Regions from separate parts of the Mus musculus genome. Here regions 1, 2 and 4 are each linked to region 3. The links are chromatin loops, found by intact Hi-C in ENCODE. Cell type or tissue: heart. All regions are shown on one strand. Region 1 has its middle 42 kb from the start of Ppp6c. Region 2 has its middle 52 kb from the start of Ppp6c. Region 3 has its middle 150 kb from the start of Ppp6c. Region 4 overlaps Nr6a1 (nuclear receptor subfamily 6, group A, member 1).

Region 1 (2,500 bases), 100 kb before region 3:
TCTATTTGGAGTTCTGTAGGCTTCTTGTATGTTCATGGACATCTCTTTCTTTAGGTTCAGGAAGTTTTCTTCTATTATTTTGTTGAAGATATTTGCTGGCCCTTTAAGTTGAAAATATTCATTCTCATCTACTCCTATTATCTGTAGGTTTGGTCTTCTCCTTGTGTCCTGGATTTCCTGCATGTTTTGAGTTAGGATCTTTTTTCATTTTGCATTTTCTTTGATTGTTGTGCTGATATTATCTATGGAATCTTCTGCACCTGAGATTCTCTCTTTCATCTCTTGTATTCTGTTGCTGATGCTCGCATCTATGGTTCCAGATTTCTTTCCTAGGGTTTCTATCTCTAGCGTTGCCTCCTTTTCGGGTTTCTTTATTGTGTCTACTTCGCTTTTTAGGTCTAGTATGGTTTTGTTCATTTCCATCACCTGTTTGGATGTGTTTTCTTGTTTTTCTTTATGGACTTCTACCTGTTTGATTGTGTTTTCATCTTTTTTTTTTTAAGGACTTGTAATTCTTTAGCAGTGTTCTCCTGTATTTCTTTAAGTGAGTTATTAAAGTCCTTCTTGATTTCCTCTACCATCATCATGAGATATGCTTTTAAAATCTGGTCTAGCTTTTCGGGTGTGTTGGGGAGCCCAGGATTGGGTGGGGTGGGAGTGCTGCGTTCTGATAATGGTGAGTGGTCTTGGCTTCTGTTAGTAAGATTCTTATGTTTGCCTCTCGCCATCTGGTAATCTCTGGAGTCAGTTGTTATAGTTGTCTCTGGTTAGAGCTTGTTCCTCTTGTGATTCTGTTAGTCTCTATCAGCAGACCTGGGAGACTAGCTCTTTCCTAAGTTTCAGTGGTCAGAGCACTCTCTGCAGGCAAGCTCTCCTCTTATAGGGAAGGTGCCCAGATATCTGGCGTTGGAACCTGCCTCCTGGCAGAAGTTGTGTTCCACTCACCAGAGGTTCTAAGATCCCGTGGAGAGTGCTCTGGAGACCTTGGGGGTGTCCACATACTCTGTGCCCTAGGTGACCCGTTGCTGGGGCCGACTGGAAGGGACTTGTGACCCTGGTCAGTCCGGTTTTTCTGCTTCCCCAATTAATGCTGTCTCAGGTCCCGCACGATTGGATTGGAACAGAAGTTGTGTTCCACTCACCAGAGGTCCTAAGATCCCGTGGAGAGTGCTCTGGGGACTTTGGGGGTGTCCCAATTTGTCATAATCTTATGGGTTTCTCCCATCTGAAGTTATCTGGGAAAGCTAGTAGGTCTGGACTGCCATTCTGCAATCTCCTCACAAGGTGGCACTGTAGGCTCTAGATTGAATTCCCCTGACCTAGCTAGAGAAACCTGTGCATTTTGATTTAATGTATAGTCTAATTTCTGTTCCATAGCTTGCAACTTAGCATCCCACCTCTCTGTTCTCTCTTTATCTGAGTCTGCTTTATTCTGATCTTTCTTAGAGAGGGCACAGAAAACTGTGACAATTACTGAAGTGTAACTAGATAAAATCTAGAGAAGTAAAGATAATTCTCATAGAAGTTTTAAGTCTTTGTACCCCAATTGGAGATAGCTAATCCCTAGACACAAGAGAGAATGGGTTTGAGAAAAACAGTTCTCCCCCATCTACCCAGGGATGCTTTGGCTGAGGAGAAGGAAAATACATGTAAGATGTTTCAGAGCTCTCCTAGGGACAGGAGGAGATCAGATGTCCTGCCTCCTCTCTGGCTCCTACTGGAAGAATGCTTATTCATTGCTTGTGGGTTATTTTTTTTCTATACTGGGTGTTCCCAACCAGATTAAAACATATAATGGAGCTGGCTATTGCAGTCAAGCATTTGAGACTTTCTGTTGACAATTTAATATTACTCATACTACTGGGATTCTTTATAATCCTCAAGGACAAAATATTGAGAAATAGGTATTGTGGAAGTTTAAAACAATATCTTCATAAAATAAAAAGGGGGAGTTATATCCCCATACACCACACAATTATTTAAATCATGCTCTTTTTATTTTAAAATTTAAAATTTGGATATCAAGGAACTCTTTGAGTGTCTATGGTACCTTACAACCAGGCATACTTATGCCTAGGTGAAATGGAAGGAGCCACATACTGGCACAAGGCATGATCCTGATCAGGTATTTGATATGGGGAAGATGGCATGTTGTGCTTTTTCTACAGGGTGCTGAAGGAGCGTGCTAACTGCCAGAGTGATTGGTGTGACATGCTGATGATGGGAGAAAGAATGATGCTGACCTGTGAGCTTTCTGAGTGCCTTGACAATGGTGACAGGAAAGCTTTATTGGACATATTTTCCTAACCCACCTTTGCTTGCCTGTATCCCAGACTGGACAAGCTGCCTTGCTTCAAGCTTTTAGACTTTATAGGACAGAGAACATGGTGACTGTGGAAACTGCCTTCAAAAAAATTTAATCAAATAGAGAATTAATAATCACTCTTCTCTTTCCTTTAATGTGACCAGTTATTCTGATTCAGTCATGGACTGGTCTAGA
Region 2 (2,500 bases), 95 kb before region 3:
CTGACTGGTGTGAGATGGAATCTCAGGGCTGTTTTGATTTGCATTTTTCTGATGATTAAGGATGCTGAACATTTTTTCAGGTGCTTCTCAGCCATTCGGTATTCATCAGGTGAGAATTCTTTGTTTATCTCTGAGCCCCATTTTTTAATGGGGTTATTTGATTTTCTGGAGTCCACCTTCTTGAGTTTTTTATATATATTGGATATTAGTCCCCTATCTGATTTAGGATAGGTAAAGATCCTTTCCCAATCTGTTGGTGGTCTTTTTGTCTTATTGACGGTGTCGTTTGCCTTGCAGAAGCTTTGCAGTTTCATGAGGTCCCATTTTTCAATTCTCAATCTTACAGCACAAGCCATTGCTGTTCTATTCAGGAATTTTCCCCCTGTACCCATATCTTCGAGGCTTTTCCCCACTTTCTCCTCTATAAGTTTCAGTGTCTCTGGTTTTATGTGGAGTTCCTTGATCCACTTAGATTTGACCTTAGTACAAGGAGATAGGAATGGATTGATTCGAATTCTTCTACGTGATAACCACCAGTTGTGCAAGCATCATTTGTTGAAAATGCTGTCTTTCTTCCACTGAATGGTAAGTATATCTATTTTATAGGTCAGCTTTGAGATATTTGTTAACATGCTGTAGAAAGCATCTTAATAGTTAATATTTCATTATGCACCTTGTACACTGAAGTTGTTTTTACTTATGTATAAGAATCTATGTAGTCTTAGAACAGAGGAAAAAACTCATTATTCATTGTTCTTGTTTTATTAAAAATAGATAGCATGTTGAGCAATTCAGCAATCAGCCATCAATGAGCCATGATTGCAATGACAGATGAAACCTTTCCTTTGAATTCCCCTGGGCAAATACTCATAATTTCCCTGATACTAGCAATGTCATGATTAAGAAAATCTTATTCTAATAATTTAGAAAATTAAATCCTAGCTCCATGTGATCTAGGGAGAAAAGAAATGTTTTTTATATTGACAAGTAGTTTGGAGTTTATATGTAAGTAATCAAAAGTTCACATATGAAGAGTTGGAATATCAAATAATTGTCAAAAGTTGTTTTATCCATCTCTCAATATTATATTTTTATTTAAGGAATTTCAAATGATTTACATTCTAAAATGAAAAACTTGGTCAGATCATTTGATCAGATCATTTGCTGTAACCACCTCAAATTATAGTCTGTTAGATTTGCATTTAAAACCTTCTGATATAGAAAATCAGATCATGATGACTGCCACCAGATGTCGTCCTTATTCCATTCTAAAGACATTTGAAAATATTCCTGAGGCATTTTTAGAGCCATACATAGACATTGCTTTATTTTTCAGCATTTTAATTTGAAACAGCAAATATTTCAAGTACCTGGAATTCTAATTATACATGATTTTTCACAATGATCTAAGTATATAATGAAAATGTAATTGTGTCAATCATCTGAGCACAGAAGTTTTCCCATGAGGAATGAAGTCCACTCAGAGGACCTTTATCATATGTGTGTATGCACTGTGATGCAGTGTCAAGGTTGACAAGACTGGGGGATGAGAGTCAGGGTCAAGTTCATGAAATGCATACAAGGTACTAATGAAGTGGCTGCCTGGTGAGGGAGTAGGAGAAGCCACTGGAGACCCTGAGGAGCTGCCTCAGGTCATTTGACAGTGCTAGTAGTGTTTGTGGCATGTGGGAGTTGGCAGTCCTGGATCAGTGGCCCTATTTAAAAGGTGCTTCCATATTGTTTACTGTGAGAATAGTTCTCTATTGTTGCATCAAACGTTGTCCTCATTGTTTTTTGGCCACATCGAAGGCTTTAAAACAGCAATAAGAACTCTATAGGTCCTGTTAGGAAAGTGTTAAACATCCCAATTTGTAAAATTTGCACACTTAGATTGGGAATTAACAAAAAAAAAGGTTGTTTTATTTTTAAATCACCAACTTCAATGCCAAGAAAAGCCATAAGATCTCCCCAACTTTCATCAAATTTCCAGCCATTGTTGCCCAAGGACCAAGGGTAGGGCCATCACCAAGTTTCCAGAATTGGAGGGTAGCCTCATGTATCAAATATACAAGTGTGAAACTAGAACAGGAGTCAGATTGTTGTTAAGGAAACAAATTGTTTCTAAATCTCAATATGCTACAAGAATAGGTCTCTCCCTCCCTCCCTCCCTCCCTCCCTCCCTCCCTCCCTCCCTCCCTCCCCCCTCTTCCTTTCTCTTTCTTTCTTTCTTTCTTTCTTTCTTTCTTTCTTTCTTTCTGTCTGTCTGTCTGTCTGTCTGTCTGTCTGTCTGTCTGTCTGTCTGTCTTTCTGTCTTCTTTCATTTGTTTAAGACAAGGCTTCTATATGTATCCTTGGCTGTTCTAGATCTCACTCTGTAGACCAGAATGGCCTCAAATGCACAGAGATCCACCTGACTTTGCTTCATGAGTTGTGGGATAGTGGACCATGCCAGGAAACTTGGTAGGGCTGAGTGGGTCTGAGGTGCCAGCACTCAGGTACC
Region 3 (2,500 bases):
GTCTGTCTATCATCTGTCTGCCACACTCTAGGATACATTAGCCTGGCCTAATCTGTGATCTGGGGCTTTTAGGGGCAAGTGAATATTGGAGGGGAGCCCCATCTCCAGCTCCTGACACTTGGTCCTCCACATGCAAATGCTTATTAATTTTCAAAGTTTTTATCTGTTATTGTATGCGTGTGTATCTGCATGTATTGTGTACCACAATTTTCAGTTAGCTTCCACCACGGCTCCCAGGGATTGAATTCAGGCATTATTCTTGTGCAGCAGCAAATTCCTTTTTTAAAAAAAATTAGATATTTTCTTCATTTACATTTCAAATGCTATCTCGAAAGTTCCCTATTACCCCCCCCCCCCCCCCGCCCTCCCTACCCACCCACTCCTGCATCTTGGCCCTGGCATTCTCCTGTACTGGGGCATATAAAGTTTGCAATACCAAAGGACCTCACTTCCCAGTGATGGCCGACTAGGCCATCTTCTGCTACTTATGCAGCTAGAGACACGAGCTCTGGGGGTACTGGTTAGTTCATACTGTTGTTTCTCCTATAGGGTACAGCAAATTCTTTTACCTAAGGAATGCTTTGCTGCTACTGCATACTTGTGTGTGTGTGTGTGTGTGTGTGTGTGTGTAATTTTCATATAAGTATTGCTGTATGCTGGGCATATTCACCCCCCCCACACACACTATTATCCTCCCTTTTCTCACCTCTCCTATCATTTCTCTTCATCTCTTAGTGCAGTTTAATTTTGTTCGTGTCACAGAGACAGTCATGCTTTTATGTATCTGCAAGAAACATAGTAGCACACACACACACACACACACACACACACTGAGTAAAACAAAAATAAATTTAAGAACTAAATATACATCTAGTCTTTTTGTTCAGTATTCATTAGCATATGCTTTTGCTTTCATTTTTTTCGTCAATTCATGCATAATAATTAATGGTCAATCAGCTTGAAAACTTTCCTTGATGTTGATAATGGAGTTTTCATGAGATCCTTGGGGTTTTCCTAAGTGTTATACTATCTTCAGGTAAAATGAATTCTCTCAGCCTTTTTTATTCTTATATAAGTACACACACACACACACACACACACACACACACACACACACACCACACTCACATAATAGTGTTTATATTAATATCAACAAAAATCTTCACCATAATAATGATGGAATAGGGCCTTATGTCAACTTCTAATTCATAGTAGCAACAGGACTTAAATTAAATGACTCCATTCTGACCACAGCCCTCTGCTGTCCATTAGGGTGGTTGCCACTTAGTGGTAGTCTCATTCAGCAAGCAGGAAAACAGAAGGCTGGTGTTGCTGCGACCTCTTCTGGCCAAATGTCGCCATGCGCGTCTCCTGAAGAAATGAGGATGTGCATACTAGATCAGGGGTGCCACCTTGTGGAAGCAAGAGTTTATTGCACCTGAGCAGTGTCTTTTCACGTAGTTGCCTTAGTTTGCTCGTCTGAGAGTAGGAAGAAATCTGAGTCACCCTCATCACAAGAACATTTCTTGTCTCAAAAGGAAGCCCAATCTTAGTCATAAGGAAAGGCACACTTGATGTCCAGTGAGATTCATGCTCACCCCTCAACCTGGAAAAAGTCCAAACAAAGGACTTTCAAACATATTATCAATGCTAGGGAAGCCAGGGTACTGAATATCCCTGGACAACTCAGACTAGTGTCTTCTGTCTAGTCCAATAGAATACTGTCTCCAAGTACCCAGGTAAAAGTTCTTATTCTACAAATCATGCCAGATGTCATACATTCTATAAACATATAGCATAATTTATAACAAACTAAAAGGAACGAAGAAACAGCCTGTTATGGTGGTGGCCCACTATTAGTCTGAGAACTCAAGGAGGAAGGCAGAGACAGGTAGATATCAGGGAGTGAACATCCTGGTCTATGTAAATAGTTCTAGGCTAAACAGAAACAGAAAGAAACTTTCTGTTCCAAAATACGATTTTCAGTAATTGACACCTAAGATGAGTGTGTGATCGCAGACATTATAGTGTGTCCTTTCTGGGTGCACAGTATAAGCTCAAACTTTATTATCCCATGAGAACATTCATGAGAAATGAAGAAACCAGAGAAACCAGGCAGATAAGAATAGTAGCAGGAATGGCAGTGCCACCTCTATGCAAATGCCAGGGAGGGGTAGGGGGAGGGGGCACAGCTGCAAAAGCATCACCTGCAGGATCTAAGTGAGGACTGCCTGAGAGACCAAGGGTTGCTGGTACAGACAATGCCTGCCAATTGGACACTGCTGTTTAGAAGAAATATTTCTTGGGACCAGTGGGGTATGGGTGGAGGGTATTAAAAGAGCTTGCTGCACAATTTCTTATCTGCTTCCAGAGTTTGTGTTGTTGACTCTGGGCCACCTCACCTCCTACCCCCAAGGGCAGGTAGAGTCAGACATAGAGTAGTCCAGGGCACAGGCAGCACAGGAGTAATTAAAACATTAATATAAAAATGTAAAACTAA
Region 4 (2,500 bases), 580 kb before region 3:
CAAAACCACTAATGGACAAAGAATGTGTCCATGGAAAGACCTCTTACAAAAGATCGGTTTGTCAGGGCTGTAAAGATGGCTGGGTAGCTCAAGAGAACTTGTTCTTCTTCCCGAGGACCTGAGTTGGGTTCTCAGTAGACACATTAGAGGGCTCACAGCCATTTTTAACTCTAGCTCCAGGATATCTCTTCTGGCATCGCAGGGCCCCATCACTTTCACGCAAATATACACGTACATGTAATTAAAAATAAATTTCTTGCTGGGCAGTGGTGGCGCACTCCTTTAATCCCAGCACTCGGGAGGCAAAGGCAGGAGGATTTCTGAGTTCAAGGCCAGCCTGGTCTACAAAGTGAGTTCCAGAATAGCTAAATAAATAAATTTCTTTTTAAAAAATTAGTGTGTATACAATGAAAAAATCACTTTCAGCTTTTACCAACTGTTTCTCTAGTTAGGAATGTAGCTGAGTGGTAGGGCACCTAGGTTTACCTTACAGTAACCACACACACGCACACGCTCTCGCACACACAAACACACACACACACACACACACACACACAGGGGTGGGGGGCGATAAGAGGGAACCATAAACCACTCATTAGACTGGCAAATAGTGTGATTATTTTATTTTACTTTGGAGAAAATGGATATGTTTTACAGTTCTGGCAGCTAAACTGTACGTATCCCATAGCTCAAGAGTCCCATTACTTCTTACAGAAGTATTCGCTCTTTCTCTCAAAGATGAATGCATAACAATGACACAACTTTAGAGGAATAGCCAAGATGAGGAAATGAGGTAAGAAACCAGACTACCACACATTGTCCAGTCTCCTTACACACTCTCATTCTAGACTTTAGCTGGGCTGTCAGTCATTTGGGTAGTCCCTTTCCCCAACTCTTCACTAACAGTAATAATATCCAAGGAATTCATTTCTATTTTTTATGAAAAAAATTTTTAAAAGATTTATTTACTGTTATATGTACGTTCACTGTAGCTGTCTTCAGGCACACGAGGAGAGGGCATCAGATCTCATTACAGATGGTTGTGAGCCACCATATGGTTGCTGGGATTTGAACTCAGGACCTTCAGAAGAGCAGAAGGTCCTGCTCTTAACCATTTAGCCATCTCTCCAGCTCTCATCTCTACTTCTAACAACTCAGTTTGTGAATAAGAGGTTAGCCCTATACTATATGAGATAGATCTTTCAATGTTGCAATTTCTGTGTTCTGCTTGGGGGTTTTCTAATGCCTACTGAATAATTTTCAAATGAATAAGTCTTGGGATCAGGTCATGGATACTAAAAAAAAAAAAAAAAAAAAAAAAAAAAGTACTTATGACTCCATAACTTTGCCAGGTCCCAGTGATCAACTTACTCACACTGTTGTGGGTGTTCTTCAGCCTACCAGCAGAGGGCAGCATTTCCCACATAAGCGAAGCTTCAAAATGCAGAACTCAAATTGAAGAATGGAAAGTCATGATCAGATCACAAAGGCAAACTCGACAAAGCATGGTAACAACTGCGCTGTAGAACAGACCCTAGTTTCTCTGAGACCATACAACAGAAACTTAGACCTAACAGCACCTAACACTGTGTACTGGCACTGTAATGGAAAAATGAGACTAACATCCACATACATATATACTATTAGCCATAATATATGTGGTATACCTATATTAAATTGAATCTTACTAGCAGCAAAAATTCCTGGATCCCTAACCAAAGAGACTAGAGAGTCCATTTACACTTGAATCTACTTTTCCATTTTTTGCTACAAAAAAAAAAAAAAAAAAAAAAGAATGAAAGGGGCAAACCCCTTGATCTACCATAGATATTTATATGTATCTGTGGGTGTGGGGTACACATGATAGAAGAGCTATACAGGCATGAACTACATAGACACATGTGTAAGTTGGGATTTAGTTCTCAATACTATCACCATTGTTTTAAAAACAGTCTTACTAGCATGAATATATATACACATACATATATACATACCACGCCTACAATCCCATAGGCAATCGGTCTACATAAAGAGTACTAGGACAGCAGACAAGGCTACAGACAAAGAACCTGTCTCAAAAAACAAAACAAAACTTTTCACTGGACCTTGAGATTGCTGTTTTAGTTGGACTGGCTGGCCAGTGAGACCGTGTTCTTCCTTTCGCTGATATTCAGCCAGGGATTACATTATATACATGGCAGGCCTAGATTTCGTAAGTGCTGACTTTCATAGAGTATCTGAACTCACAAATACTTGACCCACTAAATCATCCCCCAAGCCATGACCACAAATGTTCAAGCTCAGCTTCACATTAGCAGAGCAAGGTAGTAAGGAGAGCAAAAAGAAACCACTAGGTCATGCAGTGGTGGTGCACATCTTTAATCACAGCACTGGGAAAGCAGAGACAGGTGAATTAAGTTTGAGGCCAGCCTGGTATAGGTCCAGATCAGCCAGGGCTACACAGAAAAACCTTGTCTCAAAAACAAAGGAAAAAGCCAGG

What was found. Peaks named below come from ENCODE experiments on the same cell type or tissue, not always from the same donor. Only the 100,000 strongest peaks of a DNase experiment are listed, where the experiment ranks them.
Region 1: it touches region 3 in a loop (9-fold over the local background); 32 of 42 quality-filtered maps call a loop at or near these places.
Region 2: it touches region 3 in a loop (17-fold over the local background); 36 of 42 quality-filtered maps call a loop at or near these places.
Region 4: it touches region 3 in a loop (5-fold over the local background); 2 of 42 quality-filtered maps call a loop at or near these places.

The regions. Positions count from the first base shown.
Region 1 is chr2:39,267,266-39,269,765 of GRCm38, forward strand. No RefSeq gene overlaps it. Among named protein-coding and RNA genes, the nearest start is that of Ppp6c, 42 kb to the left of the region's middle. In heart, a CTCF peak has its summit at 1,273 (motif pointing right); no DNase peak of the experiment used is centred here.
Region 2 is chr2:39,277,148-39,279,647 of GRCm38, forward strand. No RefSeq gene overlaps it. Among named protein-coding and RNA genes, the nearest start is that of Ppp6c, 52 kb to the left of the region's middle. In heart, a CTCF peak has its summit at 1,248 (motif pointing right); no DNase peak of the experiment used is centred here.
Region 3 is chr2:39,371,910-39,374,409 of GRCm38, forward strand. No RefSeq gene overlaps it. Among named protein-coding and RNA genes, the nearest start is that of Ppp6c, 150 kb to the left of the region's middle. In heart, no CTCF peak of the experiment used is centred here; a DNase peak (open chromatin) is centred at 1,362.
Region 4 is chr2:38,795,879-38,798,378 of GRCm38, forward strand. All of the region lies in intron 3 of Nr6a1 (nuclear receptor subfamily 6, group A, member 1), which reads right to left. Among named protein-coding and RNA genes, the nearest start is that of Nr6a1os, 19 kb to the right of the region's middle. In heart, a CTCF peak has its summit at 1,404 (motif pointing right); a DNase peak (open chromatin) is centred at 1,403.